Regions from separate parts of the Homo sapiens genome. Here region 1 is linked to region 2. The links are chromatin loops, found by intact Hi-C in ENCODE. Cell type or tissue: CD4-positive, alpha-beta T cell. All regions are shown on one strand.

The links. A loop is a pair of places that touch in the nucleus more often than their neighbours do. Peaks named below come from ENCODE experiments on the same cell type or tissue, not always from the same donor. Only the 100,000 strongest peaks of a DNase experiment are listed, where the experiment ranks them.
Region 1: it touches region 2 in a loop (4-fold over the local background); 18 of 110 quality-filtered maps call a loop at or near these places.

What each region holds. Positions count from the first base shown.
Region 1 is chr11:18,649,312-18,654,311 of GRCh38, reverse strand. No RefSeq gene overlaps it. Among named protein-coding and RNA genes, the nearest start is that of SPTY2D1, 17 kb to the right of the region's middle. RefSeq lists enhancers at 3,826-4,545, 4,546-5,000. In CD4-positive, alpha-beta T cell, no CTCF peak of the experiment used is centred here; a DNase peak (open chromatin) is centred at 2,981.
Region 2 is chr11:18,538,212-18,543,211 of GRCh38, reverse strand. All of the region lies in intron 9 of UEVLD (UEV and lactate/malate dehyrogenase domains), which reads left to right. Among named protein-coding and RNA genes, the nearest start is that of TSG101, 14 kb to the right of the region's middle. In CD4-positive, alpha-beta T cell, CTCF peaks have their summits at 2,568 and 2,768 (motif pointing left); a DNase peak (open chromatin) is centred at 2,781.

The DNA of each region.
Region 1 (5,000 bases), 110 kb before region 2:
CAATAAATGTTTGCTCTCATTAAAAATAAGGGAGGAGCCGGGTGTGGTAGCTCACGCCTGTAATCCCAGCACTTTGGGAGGCCGAAGTGGGTGGATCACAAAGTCAGGAGTTTGAGACCAGCCTGATATGGCGAAACCCCATCTCTACTAAAAATACAAAAATTAGCCAAGCATGGTGGTGGGCACCTGTAGTCCTGGCTACTTGGGAGGCCGAGGCAGGAGAATCGCTTGAACCCGGTAGGTGGAGGTTGCAGTGAGCAGAGATCGCGCCATTGCACTCCAGCCTGGGCGACAGAGTGAGACTCTGTCTCAAAAAAAATAAAATAAAATAGAATAAAATAAAATAAAAGGAGGAAATATGCCCAAAATAAACATGTATATATATTCACCATAACACATGTTCAAGAAGATTCATAGCACCAAACTCATAATAGCTCCAGACTAGAAACAACCCAAATATCCATCGACAGAAAATAGTGATATATTCAGGCAGTGAATACTACACACAATGAGAATCAATAAACTACAACTACACACAGAAATACAGATGAATCTCACAAACATAATATTGAGCAAAAGAAGTCACAAAAGACATATACTGCCTGATTCCATTTATAGAAAATTCAAAACTAGACAAAACAAATCTACGTTGTTAGAAATCAAGATAGTGCTTTTCCTTGGAGTAAGGGTAATGACCAGAAAGAGGCTTCTGTGAGTACTGATAATGCTCTTTTTTGTGATCTGCTTACTGAAGTGTGTTGAATTTGTGAAAATTTATCTGTATACTTTCAATTTGTTCATTTTTAGTATGTTTGTTATACTCCAATTAAATTATTTCCTTTTTTTTTTTTTTTTTTTTTGAGACGAACTCTCACTCTATCGCCCAGGCTGGAGTGCAGTGGCGCAATCTCGGCTCACTGCAAGCTCCACCCCCCGGGTTCACGCCGTTCTCCTGCCTCAGCCTCCCGAGTAGCTGGGACTGCAGGCGCCCACCACTACGCCCAGCTAATTTTTTGTATTTTTAGTAGAGACGGGGTTCACGTGTTAGCCAGGATGGTCTTGATCTCCTGATCTCGTGATCCGCCCACCTCGGCCTCCCAAAGTGCTGGGATTACAGGCGTGAGCCACCGCGCCCGGCCAAATGATTTCTTAAAAGTCAAAAGTGGCAGGGAATAATACGCACAATCTTACGCTCATAAATAACTACCATTGTCATTTTGGAGTGGATTCATCTGGGCAATTTCTACACATATATAAACATATAAATAGGCCAGGTGGGGTGGCTCACACCTGTAATCCCAGCACTTTGGGAGGCTGAGGCAGGTGGATCACCTGAGGTCAGGAGTTTGAGACCAGCCTGGCCAACATGGCGAAACCCTGTCTCTCCTAAAAATACAAAAATAAGCTAGGCGTGGTGGCACACACTTATAATCCCAGCTACTCAGGAGGCCGAGGCAGGAGAAACGCTTGAACCTGGGAGAGGGAGGTTGCAGTGAGCTGAGATCACTGCACTCTAGCCTGGGCAACAGAGCAAGACTCCATCTCAAAAACAAAAACATGTAAATAGATGAGCTTATACTACACTATTATTTTTTTCACCTATCACCTAATTTTTTCACTTATTAATATAAATCTTAAACACTATTTCATGTACAACATTATTCTTAGTGGTTATAGAGTATCACATGTGCATACCACAGTTAATTTAATAAACTCCCTATAGCCAGGCATGGTGGCTCATGCCTGTAATCCCAGCACTTTGGGAGGCCGAGGCGGGCAGATCACCTGAGGTCAGGAGTTTGAGACCAGCTTGGCCAACATGGTGAAACCCCATCTCTACTAAAAAATACAAAAATCAGCCAGGCATGGTGGCAGGCACCTTAATCCCAGCTACTTGGGAGGCAGAGGCAGGATAATCATTTGAACCCAGGAGGCAGAAGTTGCAGTGAGCGGAGATCAAGCCATTGCATTCAAACCTGGGGGACAAGAGTGACACTTCTCTCAAAAATAAAAAATAAAAAAATAAAATAAAAAAAACTCTCTGTAGCTGAACATTTAAGCTATCTCTACATTTTTGCTGTATAAAGAACACTTGGCAACAAGTATTTTTAATTCACTTTTGTACTAGTTTTCCATTATTTTATCCTTGTATTTTTGCTGGGAACTTTTTTTTTTCTTACCTCACTCGTTCTTTCCTCTTCACCCGCTTTCTCCTTGCTTATTCTTCATGCTCAAACATACCTAATTATCTATAAGGGTTTAATTCTTGTTCACTTTACAAAAATAGAATCAGCCAGACACAGCGGCTCAAGCCTGTAATCCTAGCACTTTGGGAGCCCAAGGCAGGGGGATAGCTTGAGGCCAGGAGTTCCAGCAGCCTGGGCAACTCGGTGAGATCACATCTCTATACTAAATAGAGAAATTAGCCAAGTGTGGTGGTACACACCTATAGTCCTAACTACTCAGGAGGCTGAGGTAGGAGAATTGCTTGAGCTCAGGAATTTGAAGTGATAGTGAGCTATGATCTCACTACTACACTCCAGCCTGGGTGATGGAGTGAGATCCTGTCTCTTGAAAAAAAAAAAAATCATAGGCTTTCCTCTGAAATTTCTGGTTTCATTTTGCCAAAGCTCACAGAAGCCCCTCTAGAGCACTTGATATGGCTCTAACATATATTTTAAGTAGCTGCCACAATATCCAGTGGGATGGGTATACCATGATTTTAGTCAATCATTCTCTTATTGAGAACACCCAAGTTATTTCTAGGGCTTAAACATTACAAAAAAATCCTGCAATAAGTGTCATTGTGTGTATGACCTTATGTGCCCATTGCCAATTTATTGCCTCTTCCAAATTCATCCTTTTTGATGGCTCTGTAAATAACAGTTCTGGGCCCTTTAAATATTTTCCTTTGCAAGTGATGCTGAGGCTTTGTCAGTAGAGGGCGCTACAGACATTGAAGGAGAGTCTCTTGCTTCCTGGTTCCTGTGTGCTTCCTTGGCCGTCTCCTTGCAGGCGACTTGGTGTCTTAGTCCTCTGGCTCCTGCAATGCATGGCGGTTCGTGCACCAGCAGCCGCAGCTTCCTCCCGGTACTCTCCCCCAGGGAGTTTTTATAAAAGAGTTCCTACAGTGAGACATCTCCCTGTGAACAGCTTTCCCCAGCACCCTAGAAGACAGATACTTAACACGTTTCAGAGGATGGATTTCCAGTTAGTTCTACTGATTTCTGTCACTTAGTGAGCCACAGCCATGTCCGTTCCAACAAGATCTGGATCTCAGCCGTAGGTCTTCCTTGGATCTTCTATCTCATTTATGGGGTTAGTGGTTGCTTCCTAACCTAACCGCTTCCTTTTTGTTTGTTTGAGACGAAGTCTCGCTCTGTCGCCCACGCTGGAAGGCAACGGCACGATCTCGGCTCACTGCAACTTCTGCCTCCTGGGTTCAAGCGATTCTCTGGTCTCAGCCTCCAGAGTAGCTGGGATTACAGGTATGCACCACCATGCCCCGCTAGTTTTTTGTATTTTTAGTAGAGATGGGGTTTCACCATGTTGGCCAGGCTGGTCTCAAACTCCTGACCTCAGGTGATCCACCTGCGTCGGCCTCCCAAAGTGCTAGGATTACAGACATGAGCCACTACTGCACGCAGCCTGCTTCCTGTATTCTTTAGAATTCTACTTCTTACTAGTCAATCCCTCATTACTCCAATCTTCTGTTATAGTTAATAATTCTTCATGTTAAACTTCTCTGTTTGAATTACTAAGTGGTTTTTCTCTCTTGATTCTACTCAGACTGAGACACTACCTGCCATGTTGCATGGGTGGAGTATGCTATAGTTTTCCTCTATCATTTACCTACTGAAGGCATCCGGGTTGTTTCTAGGTTTTAGCCAATACACATAAATCTGCAATAAATGTCCTTGTACATATAACTTTGTGTACTGGTGGTTTTATGTCTGAATGTTCTATCTCAAAATTGGAATTGCTGCTTCAAGGCACCAAGGAGCTCTCGTCACCAGCCAGACCCATTCTCCTCAGTCCCTGCTTTCACCAAATGGTTTTGTCTTTTACCTGATTAAGAAAATGAAAGTTATCTCATGTGATGGCTGCATGTCCATTTCAAAGTATCTTGGTTTTCATCCTTCCTCTTTCTTTATGCTTTTCTCTAAGGAAAAGTGTCCCTCCCTTCTCCATGCATTCATTTAACTAGCATTTGCTGAGCTCCTTCTATAAGACTGGCCCTGTGCCAGTGGCTACAGATACGGAGATAAACAAGAATTGGTCCCTGCACACACAGTGCCGGTTAACTATCTTGGAGTTTACTTCTTATGGCCTCTCTCTTATCTCTTCAGACACTTTTTTTTTTTTTTTAGATGGACACTCGCTCTGTCACCCAGTTTGGAGTGCAGTGGCGCAATCTTGGCTCACTGCAACCTCCGCCTCCCGGGTTCAAGTGATTCTCCTGCCTCAGCCTCCCGAGTAGCTGGGACTATAGGTGCAAGCAACCACGCCCAGCTAATTTTTGTATTTTTAGTAGACACGGGGTTTCACCATGTTGGCCAGGCTAGTCTCGAACTCCTGACCTCAAGTGATGAGCCTGCCTCGGCCTCCCAAAGTGCTGGGATTACAGGCATGAGCCACCGCACCCAGCCACTTTAGACACTTACTATTGTGTTTTCCCTTCAGCCTGCGTGTGTGCTCTCATCCTTCCTCTGAGGATAGTTTGCCTGGACCCAGCTTCCCTTTCACACTACTGTCCTGACATTTTTCCTTTATTGCCAGACTTCCCAGTGGTGGCCTTGGCTCACTGCCCCCGCTGTTTCTCATCTCATTTTCTCTTTGTCTCACGTGTCCCTGTGAAGAGACCACCAAACAGGCTTTGTGTGAGCAACAAGGCTGTTTATTTCACCTGGGTGCAGGTGAGCTGAGTCCGAAAAGAGAGTCAGCAAAGGGTGGTGGATTATCATTAGTTCTCATAGGTTTTGGGATAGGCGGTCAAGTTA
Region 2 (5,000 bases):
ATATAGAAAATAACCTCTCTGGGCTGGGTGTGGTGGCTCACGCCTGTAGTCCCAGCACTTTGGGAGGCCAAGGTGGATGGATCACAAGCTCAGGAGATCGAGACCATCCTGGCCAACATGGTGAAACCCCGTCTCTACTAAAAATACAAAAATTAGCTAGGCATGGCAGCACGTGCCTGTAGTCCCAGCTACTCAGGAGGCTGAGGCAGGAGAACTGCTTGAACCCAGGAGGCGGAGGCTGCAGTGAGCCGAGATCACACCACTGCACTCCAGTCTGGGCGACAGAGTGAGACTTAGTCTCAAAGAAAAAAAAAAAAAAAAGAAAAGAAAAGAAAATAACTCCTCTGCCGGTGAGGAGGTAATAATTTAATTGAAGAGTTAGAGAAAGACCATGCACATTAAAAAGTTAAATAGATGTCAAACCATATTTCCACAAAGCAAATCACCCTCTCAAAACTATTTCCTTGGAATTTAAAGTGTCATCTATACTTTGATGCCATTAAAATAAAATATTAACATTGATGATATCTAGGTTAGAGGTAACTTTTAAAAATTTATAGTTTTCTGTGTAGTAAAAATATGTAGTATTTATATAATTTTTAAGAAAAGCATTTTAATAAAATATAACAGTATTTTAAATCTGTAAAAATCTGCACTGGCTACTAGAAGGCTCAGTGCTAGAATGAGTCAGGCTATACAATAAACCCTTAAAAAACCCGACAGCATGACTGAGCAAAAATACTTTTGAGGCTCCAAATGCTCCCTGACACTACACACTAATCAACAGGACCCTGGAAAAGGGTAGCAAACAAGAACTTGGAGCAAATGTATTCAAGTAATGAATGTCTCCATTCATTCATTACTTGAATACATTTGAAATTCATGGCTCATTCAAACTCAAAACCCAACATAGACCAAACCCTCTGGTCCATGTTGATCTCTTGCTTGCCTGGTTATTGCACATCTCATGGTTAGTTTGCCTCTTCCCCTCTAGTCTACCCGGTAAATGATGTGAAAATAATAATAATATTACTCAAAACTTATAGAATGTTTATTGTGTGCTCTCACATATTAATTCAATCTTCCTAAAACATGTTATTATTTTCAAAAACTTTCAGAGGCTTCCTCTGACCAAACCATTAAATTGCATTGCTTGGCACTCAGGGACCCCCAAAATATAACCCTAATCTTTCTTCCCAATTATAGTTAGGGAGATAGCCACGTTATTAGAGAGCTGGAAGGGACCATCTATTACATTTTGTTTTAGGGAGCCAGTGAATGCAGGCATTGTAAAAGTGACCTGCGTGGAAGCCTACAGCTTTTAGGGTCAAAGGACTAGCACCCAGGTCTTGTGTCTCCCAGGCCCACCCCACAGCTTTGCCACAGGGACATTTACTCACTTTGTTTACCTCCCTTGTAATCCCTTTGCCTTCTCGGCCATCTTATTGACATCTTTCAAGGTCTAAGTCAAGCATCCCTTATATGATAAAGGTTTTTTCCTGATCACATCACTTCACAGTGATTTCTTCACTCCTTTGAGCTAAAGCTATTTCAATCTATAAGGTAATAAACTACATCTTGTCTCATCATGTTACTTTTGTTGTCCTGCTGCTTGTTCTTATCTGATTTTTGTGTGTGACCTTCTCCTTATTTAAAGTGCAAATTATTAAGTTATTTTAGTTGAAAATGTAGTACATTCACACTGGAAAAATAAGTACAAAAAGATATGCAGTGAAAAGTCTCCCTTAGATGCCAGACACTCAATCCTTCTTCCTAGGGACAATCACAGTTATCAGTCTCTTTTATAATCTTCCAGAAATATTCTGTGTATAGACAAGCACACATGTGAAATAGACATCATACATCATTCTCCACCTCGCCCTTTTACTTACCAATGATTATGGAATGATTGCACAGTAACATAGAGCTCATTCATTCTTTTTAACTACTGGATATACCATAATTTACTTAACCAGCCTCTCTAATTTACAAGTTTTGAGGAATAGTTGATATACAATAAATATTGAATGAGTAAGAATGTTTGAAATATGGTTGTATTAATTTCTTAAGTCTCATAAAGAGAAAATACAGGCTGATGTGATGTGATAAATATACCACTTACCCTAACCTAGTATATCTGGGTGAAGGAAAAAAACAATCTAATAGAAGTTAATTGTGAGCTCTTCAGAGGAACAATTTAAAACCTACCAAAAAGCAGTTTGTATTTGATTAAATGACCTTTTATCCCAAATGTAGGAATTTATTTTCAGAAACATTTATTGGCCACCTGCTTTGCTCAATAAACACTGTGTTGATTGCTGTTAGAACTATATAGATGTGTAAGAACCTGACCCTGTCTTTAGGAAACTTTGAGTCTAATACTGGAAATGACTGGAAGGCTGTACTCTGAGAGAGGTCCAAGGGAAGTAGGATAAAACCACAGGGAAGAGATGTGGTAATTCTGTCTTGAGGTCTCAAATTGGAACTAGAAATAGAGAGATGTAGGTGCATGCAAATTGAGATCACATAAATGTAGTATTATGTAATATTTGACACACATAATGCCAGTGTTAAAACATAACTGAGCACGTATGAATCCATACTCAATCAAGAACATTACTGATACTGAAGTTAACTATGTAGTTCTCCCCAGTCTATCTCCCTGTCTGCCTTCTAGAAGTACCATCTGATCACTTTTTATTCTGTCTTCTACTCTTCTTGAAGAGCTAGTTATATCCATGGATAGGTATATTTACCTTGGTCCTGGTATCAGAAATGGATTAGAAGCTCCCTCTGCTGGTTTCATGTATAGATACCAACTGTTTAGACTTTTGCATAAGTGATACCATCACAGTAACTGCAATTATAATTATTTTTTATTGTACCTACTATGTGTATTAAATATTTTGCATATCTCATTTAAATTTTATAAACACTCTGTGAAGGAGGTAGTGGTTTTCCAGATTTATGTATGAGGAAACTTAAGGCTCAATGAGATAAGTAATTTGCCCAAGGTTACATATCTGTGAAGGGCAGAACTGAGATTTGAACCCTGATCTGACTCTGAAGCTGTGCTCTTCCTTGCTGTCACTTAAGATAATGTATCTAGAGCATTTAGTACAGTATCTGGCACACAGCAAACGCTCAGCAAATGGTAGCTATTATTACAGTGATTGGCAAGATGGTGATGAATAGAAAATTGGCAAAAAACATGTAAAATAACTCTTTGAAGTAAAGCAACATTAGGATTTGGAAACAGATATAAGAGTAACAATTGTGTAAATAAAATATCCTCTTCAAGTATTTCAGAGACAAGTGACAGCTACAGCCTAGGGAGGAATCACATGACATACAAGACCTTTAGGTCTATTTCCTGCTTCATCGTCTCCCATTCTCCCAGGCATTCTATGCTAGTCAGGTGGTTGACTTGCAGTTTACTGAATGGTTTATGCACTCTCATGCCTCCTTAACTTAGCAACTGCTGCTTCCTTTCCCTGAACTCGTTCACTTGGCTAACTCCTGCTTACCCTTTAGGATTGGGCTTGAGTGCCACCTCTCCCAGGAAGCCTTCCTTAATTTGCCAAGTTAAGTAAGTTCATACAAATAATGTAACAAATTTTTAAAGAAAGTAATCCACCTATTACCCTTTTATCTAAGTAAAACATTCATGCCAAAACACAATTTTCAAAACATCCCGCCCAATGTAACAAATTTTTAAAGTAATCCACCTATCACCCTTCTATCTAAGTAAAACATTTTAAAAATCCCTTAAGTTGTCCATATGTATTTATATTTTTCATATAACAGTTCATGGTTTTGTGTTTTTTTCTTATACAAAAACTTTTGGCTGGGTGCAGTGGCTCATGCCTATAATCCTAGCACTTTGGGAGACCGAGGCGGGTGGATCACAAGGTCAGGAGATCGAGACCAGCCTGGCCAACGTGGTGAAGCCCTGTCTCTACTAAAAATACAAATTAGCCGGGCGGGTGGCTGGCGTCTGTAGTCCCAGCTACTCGGGAGGCTGAGGCAGGAGAATTGTTTGAACCTGGGAGGTGGTGCAGTGAGCCGAGATTGCACCACTGCACTCCAGCCTGGGCAACAGAGCGAGACTGTCTCAAAAAAAAAAAAAAAAAAAAACTTATAAAACTTTTTCTGTTTTTCTTTTTCTTTTTTGGGGGGGTTGGGGACAGAGTCTCGCTCTGTTGCCAGGCTGGAGCACAGTGGCACGGTCTCGGCTCACTGCAACCTCCGCCTCCTGGGTTCAAGCGATTTTCCTGCCTCAGCCTCCAAGTAGCTGGGATTACCGGCATGCGCCACCACGCCTGGCTAATTTTTGTATTTTTAGTAGAGATGGGGGTTTCACCATGGTGGCCAGGCTGGTCTCGAACTCCTGACCTTATGATCCACCCGCCTCGGCCTCCCAAAGTGCTGGGATTACTGGCGTGAGCCACCACGCCCGGCCCTTTTTCTGTTTTTCAACTTAACTATGGCAAGTATGTTTTCCCCTTTGTTACCAAATATAATTATGAATCATGCGAGAGGTTTTGTATTTTCCTCGATTGTGTACCCAACACCATGGTAAAGAATACGTGCAAGAGGTGCCAGCCATGGTGGTTCACAGCTGTAATCCCAGCACTTTGGGAGGCCAAGGCGGGTGGATCACTTGAGGTCAGGAGTTTGAGACCAGCCTGCCCAACATGGTGAAAACCCGTCTCTACTAAAAATACAAAATTACCCGGGCGTGGGGGTGCACACCTGTGATCCCAGCTACTTGGGAGTCTGAGGCGCACACCTGTAATCCCAGCTACTTGGGAGGCTGAGGCAATAGAATCGCTTGAACCTGGGAGACGGAGGTTGCAGTGAGCCGAGATGGTGCCACTGCAATCCATCCTGGGTCACAGTGAGACTCCGTCTCCAAAAAAAAAAAAAAAGAATATGTGCAAGAGAACACAAAAGAATAATACATGGTCCCTGCACTCTGGGAGCTTATAATCAGTTTG